3 separate regions of the Homo sapiens genome follow, and all the other regions are linked to region 3. A link is a loop called in an ENCODE intact Hi-C map of the cell type or tissue named here. Cell type or tissue: endothelial cell of umbilical vein. All regions are shown on one strand. Each heading gives the region's core, and the rest is flanking DNA. Links, peaks and the distances in the headings are about the cores only.

The links. Peaks named below come from ENCODE experiments on the same cell type or tissue, not always from the same donor. Only the 100,000 strongest peaks of a DNase experiment are listed, where the experiment ranks them.
Region 1: a loop joins it to region 3, with 2.2 times the contacts of the local background. A loop is called at or near these places in 1 of 110 quality-filtered maps.
Region 2: it touches region 3 in a loop (2.5-fold over the local background); 1 of 110 quality-filtered maps calls a loop at or near these places.

What each region holds. Positions count from the first base shown.
Region 1 is chr11:12,233,886-12,238,885 of GRCh38, forward strand. MICAL2 (microtubule associated monooxygenase, calponin and LIM domain containing 2) reads left to right here. Exons shown (of 28, transcript NM_001282663.2): 16 at 2,292-2,360. Among named protein-coding and RNA genes, the nearest start is that of MIR6124, 73 kb to the left of the region's middle. In endothelial cell of umbilical vein, for the core only: a CTCF peak has its summit at 2,825 (motif pointing left); a DNase peak (open chromatin) is centred at 2,786; H3K27ac peaks cover 2,460 bases.
Region 2 is chr11:12,180,761-12,185,760 of GRCh38, forward strand. The region is part of intron 3 of MICAL2 (microtubule associated monooxygenase, calponin and LIM domain containing 2); the gene reads left to right. Among named protein-coding and RNA genes, the nearest start is that of MIR6124, 20 kb to the left of the region's middle. RefSeq lists an enhancer at 1,574-2,074. In endothelial cell of umbilical vein, for the core only: no CTCF peak of the experiment used is centred there; a DNase peak (open chromatin) is centred at 2,001; H3K27ac peaks cover 4,186 bases.
Region 3 is chr11:11,971,927-11,982,784 of GRCh38, forward strand. All of the region lies in intron 3 of DKK3 (dickkopf Wnt signaling pathway inhibitor 3), which reads right to left. Among named protein-coding and RNA genes, the nearest start is that of DKK3, 31 kb to the right of the region's middle. RefSeq lists enhancers at 4,486-5,047, 5,048-5,609, 5,280-5,449. In endothelial cell of umbilical vein, for the core only: no CTCF peak of the experiment used is centred there; DNase peaks (open chromatin) are centred at 5,515 and 7,495; H3K27ac peaks cover 4,689 bases.

The DNA of each region.
Region 1 (5,000 bases), core at 1-5,000, 260 kb after region 3:
GATAAATCTCTAGGTTTGAGTGTTCTTAACCTTTTTGTCTTAGCCTAGCTCTTAGTTGAGAATCAGTGCTTCAATGTTAAATTCATAAGGAAGAGTAGAAACCATTTGGGTATATGTGTTGCTAACCTTTCCATAGACTGCATTTGGTTGTCCCATGGGTCAGGGTGGGTCAGAGGGGCTGAGGTTGTCCCCGTCCATGTCCTTTATTCCCCCTGAAGGATTTGGAGTCTTCTTAGGAGCTGCTGGTGGGCACGGCCTCCCCAGGAATGCCCTTCATAAGCCCATGGCTAATATGGCTGTCTTCAATCTATATAGGCTCCCGTGGAACAGTCCCACCCTGGGCTTGTTGAGTACAAAAGAGAGTAAAATGTTTTGCCCTTTGGAGGAAAAGCCAAATCCTCATTTAAGGTAGAAACCAAAAAAAAAAAACAACAGAAAACCCTAAGATTATGCATGAAGCATTCTTGTTGGGTAGGACATTCTGTACTTTCACAGGCCCCAGGTTTGGGCTGGCAAGAGTAGCATTCCCAGGCTGTGGAGCTGGGGGTCCAGACAGCCTGTTCCTCTAAGACCCAACATTGTTGCAAATAAGATCATCTGTTTCTCTTGGTGTTTGCCCAAGCTTTTGGCTTAAAATCTTTTCCATTCACAGAATAATGATTTATCAGAAGCTGAGGAAAACGTTCAAGAGAAGGCAGGGCCCTTTGATGTGTTGTTTTGTGCTGCCTGGGGCAAATTTTTGAACAAATATCAATGGACTAAACTGTGGTTGATCTTGTCTTTAAAAACAAACAAAAAAATCTGGTGCTGGTAAATATGGGGAGAGGGCAGGGGATGATGAAGAGGACAAGAGATGAGGATGCAGATGCTTTCCGTTGGAGGGAGGGGATGCGTACTGGGTTGTGTGTTGGGGCACCCGTAGCTAGGGTTGTTGTTTCAGACAACCAGGAGGTAAAAGAATCCTCCTGTGATCGGGTAGGTTAGGATTTACGGGGCTGATTGGGCTGTATGCCTGGGTTTGAGGTGAGCAGGTGGCCTGCAGCACTTCCCCCTGCATCCAAAATGGTAGAAAGGCTAGGATTTAATATGGGCCTGCGATGGAAGCCCCCTCTGAGAGGGTAGATGGCTCCCTGCAGAAGCGATCTATGGTCAATGGGACATGGCTCCCTGGTTCTGACAGAACTAGCCATTTGGAGAAGGCTCCCGTGGCTGAAGACTGGTAGCAGAGAGGTCTTACCCCAGAAAAGGATGGGGGAGCCTAGGTGGACCCTAGCCCAGCGACAAGGGTAGGCTTACCCATGGGGTACGGAGGAGGTACTAAATTCAGTCTTTCCCACTCCAGCCATAGCATCAGCTCGGCCTCCAGAGTTCTGCTCATTCCCTGAGGAGACAAGCCTGACAGCCGAGTGCCCTTTGGGAGCCCTTGCAGGGTGATGCAATGGGCTTGGGTAGAGCAGGGCTTTCTGGATTTCAATGCCCAGATGCAGGCAGCAGAGAGTGGGCTGTGAGGCGTTCTCAGTAGGGCAACCATGTCATGTATCATCTAAACCAGGAGACTTCTGAGAGTGAAGGGGGCACTGTTAACAATCAGGCTGGGGGTAAAAAGCGGTAAATCAGAACTACCCTCCACCTCCAACAAACTAGGCTGTATGGTCACGCTAGTCATCAGGCTATAGTTAATGCTTATTTGAAGTTAATAAAATATTGTTTACTAGGATCTGTGATGGTGAGTGAATTGCAGACTTGATTTGCCATCAAATCCCTAGGCAGCTCATTTGAGCCCTGAGAGTCCATGTGAGGTGAACCCGGTCACCTTCTTGTAGGAGAGAGGCTCCCTGGGTGCAGAGAGACCCCAGCTGGTCTCCATGAGGCAGCACACTGAAAGCATCAGCAGACCTGGCTGTGGCCTTGGGCAAACCATTAAACTGCTCTGAGCCCAAGGCCACTTTGCAATGGAGATCATCCCTGCCCTGCCTATGTCACCGGGATTCTTTTTGCTTTGATGTTTCATGAAGATCTTTTGGGGTGTAATTCCAGCCCCTTCTGACGAAGCCTTGGCTCCCTAGGTGGAGTGAGGTTCTCTCCGCTGTGCCTGAACAAAACCCTGTGACAGCATTTGTCACAGTGCGGAGTCATTTACTACCACTCCTGCCTGTAGGCTGACAGCTGTTTGTGGGCAGGGACACATCCTCAGCGCCAGCTCAAAGCCAGCCCTATGCCCTCAGGGATCTTAGTGGGACTGAAGCCCTTGGTGGCCCCCAGAGCTCACCCTGCTTTCTTGGCCATTGCAGGTGGATGGTCAAACCGGAGAGAATGACATGAACAAACGGAGACGGAAGGGCTTCACCAACCTGGACGAGGTTTGTGTACACAGTGTGGCTTTAAACAGAGGCTCGTTTCCTGACAACCAGTGGCCACAGGCAGCCTCACTGTGGTAGCAGCCTGGCCCTGTTCCTTCCCTCTCTCATGAACCACTGGGTTCCAAGCTTGGCGTGATGGAAAAACAGTTGGGGTTTTGGATCACGCTTCACTACTTACTAGCTGTGTAACCTTGAGAAACACAACCTCCCAGGATGTGGTTCATGTCTGTAACGTGCAATGATACACTTGAAATACATGAAACTTGGCAGGACTTTTAAAGATGAATAAGATGAACATGGTATCTGACACATGTTAATCAATATACAACCACTGTTAACAGTAAATAGTAAAGAGGCATCAGCACTCCCACTTTTCTCCCAATCATCGTTTGTATCCATTTGTGTTTCCTTTGCTTTTAGCCTTTAAGGCATATGTCGTGGTCTCCACAAGTGCCACCTTCTGGTGAAAGAAGAAAATTACAGGTTACTTTGTCAAAGGAGAGCCTGAATCTCTTGCCTGCTTCTGAAAAATTGATCAAGGGGAAAGAGTGTCAGTTCTTGCTTCCCTGGGCAGCTTTTAAAAGAGACCTGAGATATACACGTCATTCAAAAAAAGCCATTCCAACTCCACAAGCATGCATATTGTCAGCGAAGTGTGGGATGCCAGCTTTTGCCAGCCTACTGGCTGACCTCAAAATGATGACTTAGAGGCATGAGGGACGGTCTGTATAATACATTGATATCTGATTGATAGGAGGTAGAAGGGACTTTTTCTACTGTTTATGGTCGAAGAGTTTTTATTGCTGTATAGTTGCATGACATGGTTGTTCGTGTCTGACTTGCTGCCCCTCACAACAGTGAGCTTTATAATAAATAGAGTCATGAGGTTCACCTTGGGGAAAGCAGCAGCCAGCCATTCAACCCATTATCTGTGATGGTCAAAGGGAAGCGCTGACAAAGAAAAACGAGTTCAGTTCACATCTTAAAATATGAACAAACCCATTCTACCCAATGAGTTCAAAACACCCTGGGTTGAACATTTTCCTAGAGCTTCTTGAAGGTGCACTTCAGGAAGCACTGTTTCTTCTCCACCACTTGGCTGTGGTGTAAGCAAGAAGCCAGCAAATAGAGACACAGAGAGGAAGCGGAGACTGCACAAGGCTACAGACACATTCCATTTCCCAGATTACGGGTGTCAGCTCTCTAGCTTCAGGGCCTGGGATTTGCTCCTGCCTATTCCCAAGAAGCTTCCCTTGGGTACACTTTGTCTCAGGTGGAAGTCTTTTCCTATGTTTCACCCATGGCTTATTTATTTAAGGGTATGTGAGTGTTGTTTCTGTTATTGGCAACCTAGGAGTTGGAGTGGGAAGAAATCTGGTTTGTGTCTACCCTTTCTGAGACAGCCCTGGACAGTCTCCTGGGGCAACGGTTTTGCTTTAAGTCAGTTTTAACAAAGCAATATTCTTTCTAAATTCTTGCTACTCAAAATGTAATCCAAGATCCAGGAGCAGCAGCAGCAGCTGGGTGCTTGTTAGAAGTACAGGCTTTCAGGGCCCACCCCAGACCTACAGAAAGCAAATCTGCTTTTGAGGATTGATTTCCTGGTGATTCGTGGACCCGTTAATGTCTGAAAGTGCTGGCCTGTATGGCCCACCGTCCTGGCTAACTTTGGTCTTGTACAAATAGTGATCACCCAAGTAAGCACAGCCTCTTCTCACTCAAGCCTGTGCTGTTGTGCACAGTTACATTTCACTTTGAAGGAGGGTATGCCTCTTCGGTTTGTGTTCGTCCAACACTCAGAGTGGCTCTACATACAAGGTTCCCCATAGGGCTGCCACACCTAGGGATCTTTTTAAAAAAAAATTAACTATAGCTTGCCTTTTCCAGTGAATTTCTTCTAAATGAACACATCTTTGTTGTCGTGAGAATGTCTGTTCCTGTGAGGGACATTCCTGGTGTCCTTGGGAAAACTTACTGCCCACTTGCTGTGGCAGCACCATTTATACTCCTGAGGCCTGTGGGAGGAGATCCCGTAGTAAGGGGGAACAGACGTTCTTAGTAAACAGTGGTCATTTTCAATTTTTCACTGTTAGCAGATGAGCTAGAGAAATCTTATATGGAACTCCGTTTTATAAAATAGCATAACCGAATGATCAAGGTCTACATCACCACTTATAAGTCACGTTGATATCATGCAGCCCGCTGTACTGGAATGAGAAGAGCATTTCACCTCGGTGGTGTCCTTCCCCAAAGTCTAATCATGAGACAACATCAGACCAACCCAGATTGAGGGGCTTTCTATTAAACAGCTGCTCAGTACCCTACAAAAAGTGTCATTCTGTAACAGAAACTGTTACAGTTTGTAGGAAACCAAGGAGACAGGGTGATGAAATGCAGTGTGGGATCCTGGGACAGAAAAAAGATATTAGTGGAAAAACTGATGCAATCCGAATAAAGTGTATAATTTAGTTAATAGTATTGTGCCAGTGTTAATTTCTCAATCTTGATGACAGGAGCAATTATTCCAGATTTAACACTGTGGGCAGCTGGGTGAAGGGTATGCAGGGACAGTCTGTGCTATCTTTGCAACTTTTGTGTAAATCTAAAATTGTTTCTAAATTAAAATTTTTCTTTAAAAAG
Region 2 (5,000 bases), core at 1-5,000, 210 kb after region 3:
TCCTAGACTTTAGTTGCTCAACCTTTGAGGACTTCAGTGGAGAAAATGGGAAAGATATGAGATATATTGTATTTTCAAGTACACTATTTCTTCAACAGTTGATCTTGGGTGATAAGGATACAGAGAGGGCTCAGAAATTATTCTTGCCTTTATTTTCCTTCTTTTTTTTTTTTTTTTTTTTTTTTGAGATGGAGTTTTGCTCTTTTGCTCAGGCTGGAGTGAAATGGCGTGATCTCAGCTCACTGGAATCTCCGCCCCGCCACACCCCACCCCTGGGGGTTCAAGCGATTCTCCTGCCTCAGCCTCCCAAATAGCTGGGATTATAGGCACCTGCCACCATGCCTGGATAATTTTTCTATTTTTAGTAGAGACAGGGTTTTGCTATGTTGGCCAGAATGGTCTCAAACTCCTGACCTCAGGTGGTCCACCCACCTTGGCCTCCCAAAGCGCTAGGATTACAGGCATGAGCCACCGTGCCCGGCCTATTCTTACATTTATTTTCAAAAGAAATTCTGTCAGAAATATTTAAGGAGGGCAACAGCATTATTTTATATTTATGAATGTCTGGTTTTAGAATTTCACCTTTGTTTATTAGAAATTCTCGATTAAAGTCCTGGTACTATGAATCTGATGGATTTAGTAGTTTTCAATTTGCGGTTAAGGATGGCATTTGTAGCCTTATATCAGCTTCAATGTCTAATTTATTTTGTTTTGTTTACGTGAACTCAAAATCCATCCAGCCAAGAAGAGAATTTCAAGTAAAATGGTTTTTTTAACAGCTTACTTTACAGTCTCTTCAATTACAATAATCTGTAAACTTGAACATGAAGTAGGTAGATGTGTTTAACTTGCTTTAAGATTCAACCTTGAAACCAAACTTTTCTGCTTTGTAAGATCAAGGCAGCATCACCCACTTTAAAGAAAAGCTGTCAGTAGGACATGAGTTAGCTTAACAGGGGCCTGCAACATTAAAACATTCAATAAATCGCAACTGCTATTATTTTGTCCTACAGGTTTAAGGAAAAGTTGACAACTGTCCCCCATGCTGGGGATTCATGGTAGTGCTAGTCTGGTACACGGATTTTTAATTTCCTGGGGTCTGTGAACTTGAATGAAGAAAAAACCCTTTATTTTTACTAACCTCTAACTGAAACGTAATATATTCCCCAATTACAGGGACACTGTAGGCAACAAATCCATCTTAGGAGTGCCTGTGACTTCATCACTAATAGAAATCACAAATATTTTCATTCCTTCTTGCAGTGGTTGCAGATATCTCAAGCTAGGATTTACACTTACAACTAGAAATTATTATAAGTGAATAATTATTGAAATTATTGTAAGGTGTTAGACCTACAACTAGATCTTGTTACTTACTATTAGCTATGCTAGATCTGTTAATGTTTTGTTTTATGATTTAAAGAAAATATTCTGAGAAGGTGTCCATAGGTTTTATCAAGTTACTGAGATGGTTTGTGGCATAAAAATGGTTAAGGACCCCTGTTCTGATGCCATAGAGCTGGGAATAGAGGGGTCAGGAGCCATGTGGGGCCTGCCAGTGTAGTGGGTCAGGGGTGGGGGAGTTGCTGAAAAGAGCTTGGAAGGGATCCGGGTCAAATCTCTGCTCCTCTGCTTTTTAGTTTTGTGACTGGGGGCCAATTACTGGCTTGAGACCAAATTTCCACATCTGTAAAACAGCAATATTCTAACACACCGTAGCGGCTTTAGCACACACGACACGATTCCTAGCGATAGGAAATTGTCAGAAACGTAAATTCCTCTTTCCCTTCCTCCCAACTCTGTTCTGTTCCCTCTTGTGTGATATGAGAGATTTTAGTAGATGGCCTCTCTAAGGTCTTTTAAATGCACTGTGATTCTACGTTTTTCCTTTAATTAAGGTCACACCACACAGTCCATTGTTCGAGTCAGAGGTGGTGTCGTAATGCCTCAATGGATGGCTAGTCTTCCCTTCCTGGAGCAGCAGTGAGACGTTCAGACCCTTTCTGACCCTCCTCCCACTGTCCACCTTGGCTCTCCCTGGCTCACCTCCAGCCTGAGCTCATGGGTTGGGAATGTGTAGGCCGATCCTCTGCTCACTGGAGTGCTTGCAAGAGGGCCTTGGGGTAACATGTTCTGAGACCTATTCCTATACTGCCTGCCCCAGCTGATAGCAGGCCTGGGAAACCCATTAATCATTGTCCTCGGTGGCCCCGCAGACCTGCGTTTACTCTCACTGCTTCTCTATCTGCTGTTCCAAGCCAACTGTTCTTAGATGGAAAATGCAGCCTATTGTTGTCTTGGTGGAAAGGCGCTAAAATGATGGAATGCTTTCTTTGTTCAGGAAGTTAGGAGTATGTGGGGTGGGGGAGATGGCTTAATGCCTTCATGAAACCATATCCTGACTCCTTTTTTTTTTTCTTTTTTTTAAATCCTGAATCAGAAAAGTTTTGTGGTCACTGGGTTTGGATGTAATACATTGTTGTGGTTTTGTTGCTTTGTCATTTAACTGACCTGGGCCTTGGAATCATGCTCTATTTCAACTCAGTTTTCAGAGTGGGTGAACACGTTTGGCGTGCCCAGCTGACCGCTGCATTGCTCATTAAAATGATTGCCAGAGTCATGGCCTGGTGGACATCTGTCCACACTCAGCATGTCCTCCCCCTTGTCCTGGCCCAGACACAGAGCCTCTGCTCCAGCTCAGAGCCCAGAATCTAACCGCCTGTGCCCTTCTCAGGCACAGATGTTTCTGAGACTGAACTGAGCCAAGAGAGGTGGATGGTGCATTTGGGGTCTTAAATATCACTGGTAGGATGCTGGCTAGGGACTGTGGAGGTGAGAGGGACACTCTTGCTTCAGGACATAGGAGAAGTAGGTGTGCTGTGGACACTGTTGACATAGACTACCCTTGAAGCTCTTATTTCTTCAAGCCACAGAGTGAGACGGTGGTGTGGCACAGGGCCTGAGAGCATGGTCTTTGAGGTCAGACCAACCTGGGTTTGCATCCCACTTATGGCTGTGAGACTTTTTTTTATTTTTTTGAGACAGGGTCTCACTCTGTTGTCCAGGCTGTTGTGCAGTGGCACAAATCAGCTCACTGCAACCTCCATCTCCTGGGCTCAAGTGATCCTTCCACCTCAGCCTCCCGAGTAGCTGGGACCACCGGTGTGCACTACTATGTTTGCCTAATTTTTGTGTGCTTTTGCAGAGATGGGTTTTGCCATGTTGCCCAGGCTGGTCTTGAACTCCTGAGCTCAAGTGATCCACTCGCCTTGGTTTCCCAAAGTGCTGGGATTACAGGTGTGAGCCACCACGTCGGATCTTGGCTGTGTGACCTTAAGCATGTTACTTCACCTCTCTGTGCCTCAGTTTCCTTAATTGAAAAATGATAATAGTCTCCAACTTTGAGGGTGATTGTGAGGCCTGGATAAAATAATATGTGTAAAGCACTTAGAACAGTGGCCGGCATAGAGGAAGATGATTACCTTTGTCATGATTACTGTTTGTCAGGACTGTTTGAAAGGACTCTGAGCGGAAGCTCTCTATCTGGCTGCCTCCCTGTCCTGCAAGCCGCTCCCTGTTCACCATTCTCCTCCTGGTTAAGTACGGGCATCTGTGTCCCAAGAGAGGGCTCCACTGCAGACCCTGACCACCAGCATACCTGCCCACAGAGGCCGAAAATGTGGTAGTCAGCTGCTTCTCTGAAATTCCAGCCCGGGAGAGGTAAACTAAGGAAATGCCATCCTCCTGAGTGTCCTGAACTGTCATCTGTCCCAGCGAATGTCTGACATTAAGGTTTGTGATGGAATTAAGCTCTTCTGAGAGATTTCATAAATAAATTCCCAATACAGTATTAAACCAAGCCTACTGCTGGGCCTTTCTGTACTTTTACTGTCACAAGAATGAGCTTAGGAGAATCATTGTTTCAGTCAGTTGTGGGGAGAGAGTTTGGGTGAGTTTAATTTGGTGGCTGGTAACAACAGCAGTAACTGACCCATACTGAGCCCTACAGTTTCCAATGCCCCTGTCTAGCTTCAGGTGTTGGTGAGATTATCCCACCACACAGATTGCTCAAAGGAACTGTCAGCTCAGCTGCCTTGTGCTCAGAATCTCTCTAGTTAGCCAGGCCTCCTGAATCATCTGCCTTGTAAGTTTGCATAGCAGGAGGGGAGGAAGCAAGGCTTCATGTAGCCTAGTGAGTTAGGAAAAGGCCGATGGCCCAAGGAGGGTGTCCCCATCTGCCCTCTCCAAGATTCTTCCTGTTCAAATGAGGTGTTTGTAGAAGACCTAGAATAGCAGTTAGCTTTCATTCAGCAAGGCTGACTGGATGGGTGGGGGGATGGATAGGTGGGTGGGTGGGTGGGTGGGTGGGTGGGTGGGGGGATGGATGGGTGGGTGTGTGGATGAATGGGTGGGTGGCTGGATGGATGGATGGGTGGGGGGATGGGTGGGTGGCAGGATGGATGGTTGGATGGGTGGGTAAGTAGATGGGTGGATGAATGGGTGGAGTCATGACTGCACTCTTCTAGATGCTGGAGGTAAAGCAGTAAGCACTCAATAAGCACTGCTGGGATAAAAACCATTACTGTTGTTCAGTGCTAGAGGGAATTGTGAAGACGTATACACATTGGCCATTCCATCATGCCTTCCCACAAAGAAGATAAGCTTCTCTCCTTATATCCTTTCATCTTGATCCAAGCCACTCGTGCTTCCTTCCCATCCCCATGACAGGATCTACCCATCTCAAAGCCGTCACTTGCTGTATTGCCTGGGGCTGGAAACTGAGCTTCCTAGCAAGTCTCTGATGTGTGTTAGGTGTTACTGTTACCATTTCATGGATGAGCAGACTGTGGCTGGAGGAGACCAGGTACCTAAAGGGGAGGAGAATTTCAGTGTTTAATTCTTAGTTCTCTGTTCAGCCCTAGTTCTTAGTGTTCTTTGTACGGTACTCCGCACTGCTCAGCTCTCCCAGCAGAGGCAATAAAGACGTCCAAACCCATATA
Region 3 (10,858 bases), core at 3,607-8,606:
TGGTAGGTTAGTTCCACATGACTCCCCTCAAGAAAGCTTGAGGCTTTTGTTATAATCGAGCCCACCAGCTTGTCTAGTTGGATGTGCAACTGCCATTCCCAGCAGGAACACACTCTTTAAGAATTGTGGTCATACTAGAGACTTCCGGACTCCAAGGTGCACAAACTGAATCCTAGTTTTGCCACTTAACAGCTGTGAAACCTTGGGCTGCTGACTCTACCTCTATTAAAAACAAAGATGAAGGCAGGAGCTGTTTTGCAGGGCTGTTGTACAGAGTTCATGCTTGGTGAACGGTGGCCATAGCAACAGATAGCTATGCATCTGCTCCTCCACACATCCAATGCCTGATCCCGCTATGGTGCACCCCTGCCAGGGGGCCAGTCTGTGAGCAGAAAGGAAGGTCTAAATCAACAGGGCCTTAAGGCATCCACCAAAGCTTGACATCTCTGTCCTGGTCAGCACTCGGGGATCAAACATCTAGTCCTGACTTATCTACATCCTGAGGGTGTCAAACAGGTGGGAAGTGGCCTGTATGTCCACCCCAGGCAAGTCCTGGGGCAGAGTGACCTTTTGTTGTACAAAGGCCAGGCTCTCCATCCAGTAAAGCTGTTTGTATTGAGTCTCTCCTGAAGACCGCTAGCAGTAGGGGCTGGCCTCACCTTTCCCAGTGTTTGTTAGACCTGAGGAAGAGGTCAGGCCCTCTACCCTTAGTAGAACTGAGTGGGTGGGTGGAGAGGACATGTGTCAGTGCCCTCCAAGCACAGACAGGCCCTGAGCTGAGAAATCCAGGTTTTTTTCTTTTCCATAATTCTAATTGCTCTTAGCTGTGCTCAAGGGTTCTGTCCACATTTGAGCCAAGGTGTTAAAGGGGCCTCAGCACCCAACTGGGCTCTGGATGGCTGAGAAGCTGAAATCAGAAATAAGAGGCCTGGGAGGGAAGGCGGGGGCTCTGGGCTTTTTAAAGGGGCCTCAGCACCCAACTGGGCTCTGGATGGCTGAGAAGCTGAGATCAGAAATAAGAGGCCTGGGAGGGAAGGCAGGGGCTCTGGGCTTGGGGTCTTGTTTTAGTAAGGAATGAGTACCTTGCAGGGCCTCTATCTACCTCTTAGCCCTGGGACCAGAAGAGGGACTCCATCCTGAAGTGAAAGGCACATCAAAAAGCACTTCAAAGGCTATGCCTGCAATCCATCACATGCAGGCACAGAGCCCTGGCCAGATAGGACCACTAGTGCCCGCCACCTGGCACAATTTCTCTCTAGTCTCCTTGACATAGTCCTTATCCCTACTTCACAGATGTGGAAACTGAGACTTAAGGATAGAATCTGCCCAGAGGTCACCCAGCTTGACTGGACTGGAGCCGACAGACACTTTTCATTTCCTGCTGGGGAGATCACCATTTCTCTCTCCTCTTCTTCAGTCACAACTTAGTAGCACCTGCCCGGGACAGGGCTCTGGGCCCCATGCATCCCCAGAGACAGAAGGCAGGAACTCACGGTCAAGGCCATAGCCACTGAGCGTCTGGGCCCAAATGTCATATGGCTGGAAGACAGCACCCTGCTGCATGGACTTCAGCAGCTCCTCTCCAGTCCTGGCCACTCCTGTTTGCCCCCACTCCTCCCTCCCATCCTGCTGGGGGAATCTGACAAACAGCCCAGAAGCTGGCCATGGGGAATGCAGTCATTCAGAGGATGGCTTCTTTGTTGTCCCGAGGAGGGAACTATATTTAGAAAGCTCAGAAGCTGGCGGGAGCGAGGGCTGACCGGGAACACAGCATAGATTTGGCAGGAATGTCAGGCTGGAAGCAGCCCCGGTGCTTTGACACTATCATGAAATAGTGGAAAATGGCAAAGGAGCCATTCAGAGTCTTTGATTTTCCAGTTTAGAGTTGATCAGAGGAGAGAGGCTCTGAGTGAGCAGAAGTCAAAACTTGGAGGAGGGAGAGGACAACAATGAGTCCCTGGAGGCTTTCCCAGAGTCTGTGTGGGGCCCGCAGAGGCACCGCTTCTTTGGGACCCTTCTGATGCTGCATCTCATTCCTCATACTGGCTGGGCACTTGGATTTCCCACACTTCTCAGGAATCCCAGACATTCTTGTTCACCGGAGGCCCAAAGGAAGAGGCTGCTGGGGATGGATGCCTCCAGGGCCAGGGCCTTCCCCAAGCTCCTCTCAAGCCCATGGCTCTGGAGAGAACATCTTCAGGGCAAGAAGTGAGGGTCAACTGCATGCAGAATGGAGGCCCAGGACCTCCACCAATAGGATGCACTTGTCCTCAGAGCTCTGCACACTGTGCAGGAGGAGAGGACAAGAGTGAAGTTTAGAAAGCGCCAACCAGTTGCCTGCACATCCTTCAGGCTTTAAGTATAGTATGCCTCTCGGATCCTCACAGCCACCCTTTGAGGTCAGTCACCATCTTAGTCCATTTTTGCTGCTATAGCAGAATACCTGAGACTGGGTAATTTATAATGAACAGAAATTTATTGGCTCATGGTTCTGCAGGCTGGCAAGTCCAAGATTGAGGAGCCAGCATCTGGTGAGGGCCTTCTTGCTACATCATCCCCTGGCAGAAAGTGAAAGGGCCACAAGAAAGGGCAAGAGAAAAGGGGACCAAACTTGCCCTTTTATAAGAAACCAACTCCCACAATAATGGCATTAATCCATTTATGACTGTGGAGCCCTCAGGATCTAAATACCCCTTAAAGGTCTCACCTCTTAATACTGTTAAAATGGAAATTGAATTTCAACATGAGTTCTGGAGCAGTCTCTGACTCTAATTCCCCCAGCACGTGCTTGACTCGCAGCTGCCATTCACTAAAAGAATAACAGAAAGTTAGCTGGGCATGGTGACATGCACCTGTGATTCCAGCCACTTGGGAGGCTGAGGTGGGAGGATCGCTTGAGCCTGGGAGGCAGAGGTTGCAGTGAGCCAAGATCGCACCACTGCACTCCAACCTGAGTCAGACAGTGGACCCCATCTTGAAAAAAAAAAGAATAACAGAAAGAACGAACTGACCAGTAGATGAACCACTGGTCATAGAGCCTTAGAGCCTAATGGTGTTGATGGAAGAAAAGCTCAGATTTACACACACATTCATAAGAGCACACATCCTTCCCTCACAGCTCTCAGAAGGAAACAATCCTGTTGACATCTTGATTTCAGACTTCCAGCCTCCAGAACCGTGACAGAATAGATTCCTGTTAAGTCGTCCTGTTTGGGGTACTTTGTGATGGCAGCCCTAGCAAACTAATACATGCACCTTCCCCCGATACAAGCCAGCAGCCCCAGTCTCCTCTGTTTCGGATCTTCCACGCACAGTCAGCTCTGTTCCTAAGCCTTCAGCATCTTATTGCTAGAAGGTGACAGAGGGGTGGTCAGTGGGGAGGTGCTGGTACATTCCAAAGGATGTGGAGCCACAGGGACCAGAACAGCGTCTCTTGGCTGAGCCAGGCTCTGGCACTCCAGCCCCGTACACATTCTAGTCACTGAAGGTTTGGGTGGGGCATGTTATCTGTGGATTACCATTTCCTGGCACCCTGGGGGTGGTGTGGTCATGCCAGGCCCTGAGTGCTCCCAGGATGAACAGATGGTATAATTTGTGAGATAAACAAATAATCCTCTCCTGGATGTGGGGCTGTTCCCAGAACCCACGGGTGGGGAGGCAGCTTGGCCCAGGCACCCTCCTGAGCAGAGGTGGTCCTCTGGTAAAGAGTCAGCAGTGTGGGTGAAGTGGCCAAGGTCCTGGTTCACCCAGGGCTAGGGGTATCCTGGGATGCAGGACTTGCAGTGCCAACACTGGGAGAGTCCAGGCACAGTTCCCCATTCCCCACTGGGCCCCCACACTCCCCTCTACAGGCTCTGTCGCTGCACTTGCCATAATGCTGGGTCACAAGTCAAGACCATATGGCACAAGTGCATCTGGGGCCATGTAGGGCTGAGACAGGCTTTTGCGCCCACACCTCGGTTCTAATACACGTTCACTTACAAGCTAGGTGATCTTGGCCTAATTACTGAGTCTCTCTGGGTCTTATCTGTAAAGTGGGGAACCTCATGAAGTTACTGGACAGATTAAAGGAGATAACAGATGCAACAGTGCTTAGTGGCCTCCACCCACTCTACCCCTAGCGTGGATCTCTATTTGCAGTGCTTAACTCACGGCAGGAGCTCAAAGGATGGCCTCTCCTGAGCTTAAGTGTGGGCCAATGGGTCTTGTTTGTTAATGAATACATTTCTACTGAAAAGGCCCAGAACATCAGGCTTGAGCCAGTGCCCTTCCCATTACCAACAGCACAACTTCCTGCTTCATCCTAGAGCCCTCTGCTCTGGAGGGGAAGACAAGAAGAAGGAGGACAGTTGCAATGGAACCAAGAGAGGGCCCAGGATGGGCCAACTACCAACAAGGACAAGGAGGCTGCACGGAACAAGAAAAAACAGACACAATTCGATCACCCCTGGGGGCTAGACCCCTGAGCATCCATCACCTCAGCTCGTCCTCACACTATCCTGTCTTCCACAGTAAGCAAGAGAAGCCCCATTTGACAGATGAGGAAACTGAGACAGTACAATGAAGTCACTTGCCAAAATCAGAAGTGGCAGAGCTACACTCAAGCCAAGTTCTGCTCAACTGCAACCCAGTGCTCTGTGGAGCTCTCTCTGGGAGTGGTTGGGCTGGGTCGGGGCCCCAGCCAGGGGGCAGGAGGTGGCAGTGTGAGGCAGGAGGGAACTCTGGAACTCTCAGGGAGGTGGAGCACTGCCAGCTGTGCCTGCTGCAGGAGGGCAGGGTCCACAAGGCTGGCCCTGGCACAAGGTGACTGGAGGATTAGCAACAGTGCCCTGAGGAAGAGCAGCAGGAAGCTTCCCTTTTATCCTACAGGATTCCCAAGTCAGGTTTTCCCCATTCCTGAGAGTCCTTTTTTGACCTTAAAACCAGGCCAGTCGCAGGAGCCTGTAAGATGCACATTTGTCTGGAACGCAGCAGGGCGCCTCCAGTCTTTCCTGGATGCTACACTGGAAACTCTCAGCCAGCTCAGGGGGTGGGGGCCCCAAACCTCACTGAGGGGCTCTAGCCTGACCCGCTGCAGAGACTGCCCTGTGGAAAAACCCAGGCAGGAGCCAGGAGCCCATCAGTGCCAGCTATTATTATTCTAAAGTGCCAATGTCTGCAAAGGCCTGGCTCGCCTGGGGCTGCTCCCACCAATTTTCTTCCCCCAAGTCACACTGCCCAGGAAAGAGGAAAATGCACCCCCGAGCAGAGCTTGGCACCCCAGGGTATGGAGAACACTGCTCCTAACCCTTTAGTGCCTGTCATGCCTTCCTTAATCAGGAAAGAGTCCTGGAGTTCTCTCTCTCCTCCTATCCTCCCTCTTCTCCTTCCAATATATACAGACAGCTCCCACCTCCAGAGCTCCTCTGGGAGCCTTCTCTCTTTGTCGGTCCCTGGAAAAGCTTGTTCCTTCCTCCAGGAATCTTGTCCTGCTGCCAGGCCACCGAGAGCCAGCCCTCCACACACAGAGCCTCCCAACATTCTTTCAGCCTGAGTGGCATTTCCTCTGGAGAAGTTAGACGCATATTTAACTCCAAAGGAAGCAGCTTGTCTCTACTCATCCAAGTGCCTGTCATCCCACCTGGGTTGGCAGCCGTTGGGAGAGCCCTCTCTACCCACTCCCCCCAACACTTCTCCGGGGACTTAGGGTCTCCACAGCCCCGACCACCTATCCAAAGGCACGCTGTGTGGGTGGAGCCACTGAGCCTGGCCGGGGTCTATTCCCCAGACACACCGAGTCCACAGTTAGCACTCCATATGCAGAAGATCAGGAGGCTGATGGGCATTTCAGGCCCAAATGCACTGACAAGTCCAGCAGCACTTCCAGGTCTCCCAGACCCGCTGCCTCCTCCATGGCTCCTTATTCCACTTGCATGGGACCTCTTTGTTTAGGGGCCTCAAAGTGGGGAACCTCATGAGGTTATTGGACAGATTAAAGGAGATTTAGCCAAATTTAGCAAATAATTTAGCTGAATTTTATTTGTCAGATTTAGCAAATAAAATTATAGGATGCCCAGCCATAGTTGAATCTCAGATAAACAATGAATAATATTTTCATACAGTATGCCTCAATTATTACATGGGACACACTCATACCAAAAATTATTTTAGATTCTATAGGGTGTCTTGTATTTTATGTGCCAATCCGATCAATGTGAAGATTCAACAGGTGCATTTCTTGGAAGAGAGAAAGTGGGGTTGGCCTTGAGCAGGAGAAGGTTGAGAAGGAAGGGCTGGTGGCCACAGAAAGAGAGGTGGCCTCAAAGACATCCATGAAGATAAGCCAACAAGGACATCAGGGTGCCTGCTCCTGACCCCACTCCAGGGAGGAGGCTGGGAAGCACTGCCCTTCCTCCCCGTACCCACTCACGACCCCAGATTCTGGCCTGTGCTTCAGGGGCTTTGTGAGCATGTGCAGCTTTTCTTCTTCTTCTTCCTCTTCCTCTTCTTCTTCCTCTTCCTCTTCTTCTTCCTCTTCCTCTTCTTCTTCCTCTCCTTCCTCCACTTCTTCTTTTTCTTCCTCTTCTTCTTCTTCTTTCTTCTTTCTTCTTTTTTTTATCGTTTTGTTTGGTTTTGTTTTTAACTTTTTTTTGTAGAGATGGGGTCTCTCTATATGTTGCCCAAGCTGGCCTTGAATTCCTGGCTTCAAGTGATCCTCCCACCTTGGCCTCCCAAAGTGATGGGATTATAGGTGTGAGCAACCATGCTCAGGTGCAGCTTCTGTACTTGGAGAAAAGCCTCTGGATTGTGTATGATAACAGGGGTTGTCATGAAACAATCATAGCCATAATGGCCGATATTTATATTGCTTCCTAGATATTATTCCCAGAGCTGTCCTGCATCCTAAGCATTAACTCACATGATCTCCAAAACACTCCACTGAGAGAGGGCTGTTACTATTCCTTTCTATTTTACAGATGAGGAAATGGAGGCACAGAAAGGCTGAGTAACTTGCCAAAGTCACACAGCTAGTGAGTGCTGGAGCTGGGATGTGAAGCAGCAGCTGGCTCTCCTGCTAGGTCAGGCAGCAGATGGGGTCCGGGATCCAAAAAGATGGCCAGGCTGAGTATCCCACGGTAACAAGAGCAGCTACAGAGGTGGGGAACAGGTTCACCGACGCAAGGAAAGGCATGAATCACAACAGCGAGAACCTCAGACTCTCCCCAGCCTGACTTTTCCCATCCATTCAGGGGCCTTGGCCTTTGTTTCCCAACCCGCAGGGAGCTCCAACTGTCCTACCCTTGTGTCAGGAAATGGAGGCTGGGTGGGGAAGCCTTGGCAGGAGCAGCCCCCTGACAGCTGCTGCTGTATCTGCTCAGGGCCCACAGGCCTTTCAGCTGCTCCAAACTCCAGGCTGCAAACCCCGCGGGACCTACAGCGTCTGGATGCAGAGCAGGAGAGCCAGCCCAGGTCAGTGTGAAGTCCCCCATGTGACTCCGGGAGAAATGCTTCCGGTCACAGGCGGGTAGCCAAGTTCTCACCAGGTTCTCAGGAACTGAATCCGGATGTGGATCCCAGGAGATGAGTGCCAGAGAGAAAGGAAGCTGGCTTCACTCCTAACTCTACCCTCCTGAGAAGTCTCTATTCCTGCCCAGCTCCTGCTAAGGCCAGGAAGTTGGTGAGGAGGGACTCTGGTGGTTTGGGGCTCACTGTCCTGGGGTTTCCTCACAGGCAGAGAAGGGCCTTTGCTACCCTCACAGATGCTCCCACCAAGTCATACCTCATCCTATGCACAATGTGGCAGCAAGGAGGCCAGCGTCCAGCCACCAGCCTGCCTCCCTCTCCACCAGACTCCTTTCTGCAGCTCCAGTTATCTGCCTAAAACACAAACTTGATTATGCACGTCCCTGATCATAATTGTTCAGAAAGCTGCTCCAGCCGAGGGGCCCTGGAGAAGGCTGAGGGTTGCACAAATTCAGTCAACACATAATCGGAGGAGACAGCCTGCCTTCCAGGCCCTGGGAACAGTCAGCCCGCATCTGTGATTCTGACATCATAAAAGAATGTGACAAGGAGAGAGGGAGTGAACAAAAGGTGTGTCCCAGTGACCCGGGGAGAGGGAGGCCTGGAGCTCTGTGGCAGCTCTCTGCTCTGACTACACCAGGCACCCGGGAACCCATGACTTCCCTTCAACAATCTCAAGCTCCCTCGGCTCTAATTCTCACTCACCCAGCAACCTACAGAAAACCAAACTTGCCCCCCAGGACCCTGACACCACATAGGGAGCATCCCGGATGGGGGTCCCCACATGGAAAGAGATGTTCCTCAACCCTGCAAATTAATAGCCTGTGCTTTTGGTTTACACATTAGTGAGGTCAGAATTTAGTTAGCAAGATTGCTGAGCAGGTCCGGTCTCTGAATCTGCAGGGCTTACGGGTTCTGGACTCTCACAGACTGACCAAGGTCATGAGTTCCTGTAAGACTGTCACCCTGAGCACATTCTACCTCACAACTGACTGTCTCCACCTACTCCAGCAACCATGACCTGGAGTCCAAACTGCATGGTATACAGAGCTCTTATTGGTCAGCTCCCAACCTGTTTTCCAGCCTGATTTTTCTGACCTCCCTAGGACCCAGATTTTTGGCCCATGCTTTTAGAATGCCCTTACCTCCCTTATCTGTCAATCAATCTTTAGGGAGCAGCACAGATGTCTCCTCCTCAAGGAAGCCTTCCCAGACTCTCCCACTGGGCAACTAGCGCCTCTCTCCTGGGTGCTCCCCAGTCCTGAGTACCCACCCCAGTTGGGTACTCAGGGCTGGAGTGATGAAGAGAGGAATAGTTCAGGGTTCAAGGACCAACAGGTGGTTATAAGACATGCCAAGACTCATACTGGGAAAGGCAAGATTCAGATGGGAGGGCTGTAAGTGCCCACAGTTGGCTTTTCTCTCTGAGGGGTGGTCCTGTCCAGGCGACCCATGGCTGGTTGGTCACTGGTGTTTCCAGGCAACCCAAGGAGGGAAATGCCTCAGTCCCTAAAGCCCCCAAGACCTGCACTGAAATCACTGGCCTCTTCTCCACCCAGAGCACTCACAGCTTCTTCGACCAAGGGACTGCTTCCAGAAACAGAAAATAGCAGGGGGCTGGAAGGCAGCATGCCCAGCCCTCAATCATACCGTCCTCATCCTAGCAGAGCACTTGGCTCTAATGACTCACTTCTAATGAACTAACTGTGGAGGAAGTAATGCTGCATAACTTCACAGCTGGGTTCTAAGAGGCAACATAGCTTCCATTTGGCTCTTTCCCTTGTCAGGTGCCTGCCCTTTGAACCAAGCCACCATATTGTGAGGAAGTCCAGGCTACATGGGGAGGCCAACAGCACTGCCTAGGGTTCCAGGCAACAGCCAGGAGCTTGGGTGAAAAGAGCCTCTAGATGGCTCCAGCGCTGGTCATTGAGTACCCTGGCTTCAAGTCAGAGGTCTCAGGCATTACGGAGCAGAGACAAACCATCCCCATGGTACCTGTCCAAGTTCCTAACCCACAGAATCCAGGAACATAATAAACGGTTGTTTTATACTGCTAAGTTTGGGTAACAGATGCCCAGAACACGGTGCATCCAAACTCACCCTCTGCCTTGCCAGCCTTCCTGCTGGGCACTTTGAAGGTGATGATCTCAGAGCTTGGCAGGTATCACCAATGCTTACGGGGCTGGGGGTGGGGCTGCTCCCCTGCAGCAAGGCTAACCAGAAGCATAATCATGGTGGGGTTTGTGCCCTCAGCAATCACACACAGCCGTCTAGAGAAAAAAGGCCTGTCTCATATCCCTCTGCCTTAGCCTTCTCTCTATGCCTCCACTTTATAGCCCCATGACTGATGTCAGCAACTTTTCCATCTCTACTTTGACCCTGCCTGGCCTTGGCTAGGACCCCTGGGCCTTCTTGGTTGCTCTCCAGGCCAAACAGGTTTATATTATCATCCATGGCTAGGCAGCTCCCCCACCCCCAGCAGAGTTAGCATTCCTATGAACCTGAGGACTTTTCATAAGATATCTGTCCTTGTGGATGTCCTGGTCTCTGGATCAGCTGCTGCAGGTGCTCCCCATGGTCCTGGTTGGTCTCTGAGGAAAGCACCACCCCCATTCCCAGCATTGCCCCCGGTGATGCTGGAAGTCCATGGTGAGGGCCTCTTTTAAAAAATAAGCGTTCTGGGCAATGAACAGCAGACATCTGGAGCTGCCTCTGGGGAGTGCTGTGGGCGCTCCAGGGTAGTCGGAGTCACGGGGGCTCCCTAATCACCATGTGTCAGGGGCGTGGGGACAGTCCTCCTGAAAGAAACACTGGAGGAGAGAGGTCTGGGGAATCATAACAAGCCCTCCTAGGGGAGATGACAGGCCCTGCTGGGTAAAGGGTCTGGGTGACACGTCAGGTCTCCTAGGAGTTGGCAAGTTGGCAGAAACATGTCCCACCAGCTTCCCCGTGGCGCTGTCTGAAGGGTGGTACCTGCTCTACCCCAGCCTCTCCAGACACTCAGCTACCTCCACAAATCTCCATCATCTTTTCCTCCTTTTCTGGCTTCAGGGTGCAAATAGCACTCTGGCTCATGCTTCATCCATATCCTGCATCTCCTAGTCTCCAGTCTCAGCCACTTTTTGGGACACACCAGAATTGGCGGACCTCTCAGAGCTGACATCTGCCCCAGGCTAATAGTGTTCAGCCGTGGAGGGTAGCAGCGCCCGGCCGTGGCCACAGAGTTCTGGGCCTTCCCGCTTCCATGGGCCAGGGAGAGCACAGCCAGTCCTCGGGCCACAAGTGAGGACGATGTCCCGCCACAACCATGGTGAGCAGGGTCCATACAGGGCCTCCTGGGGTGGCCAGAGCTTGT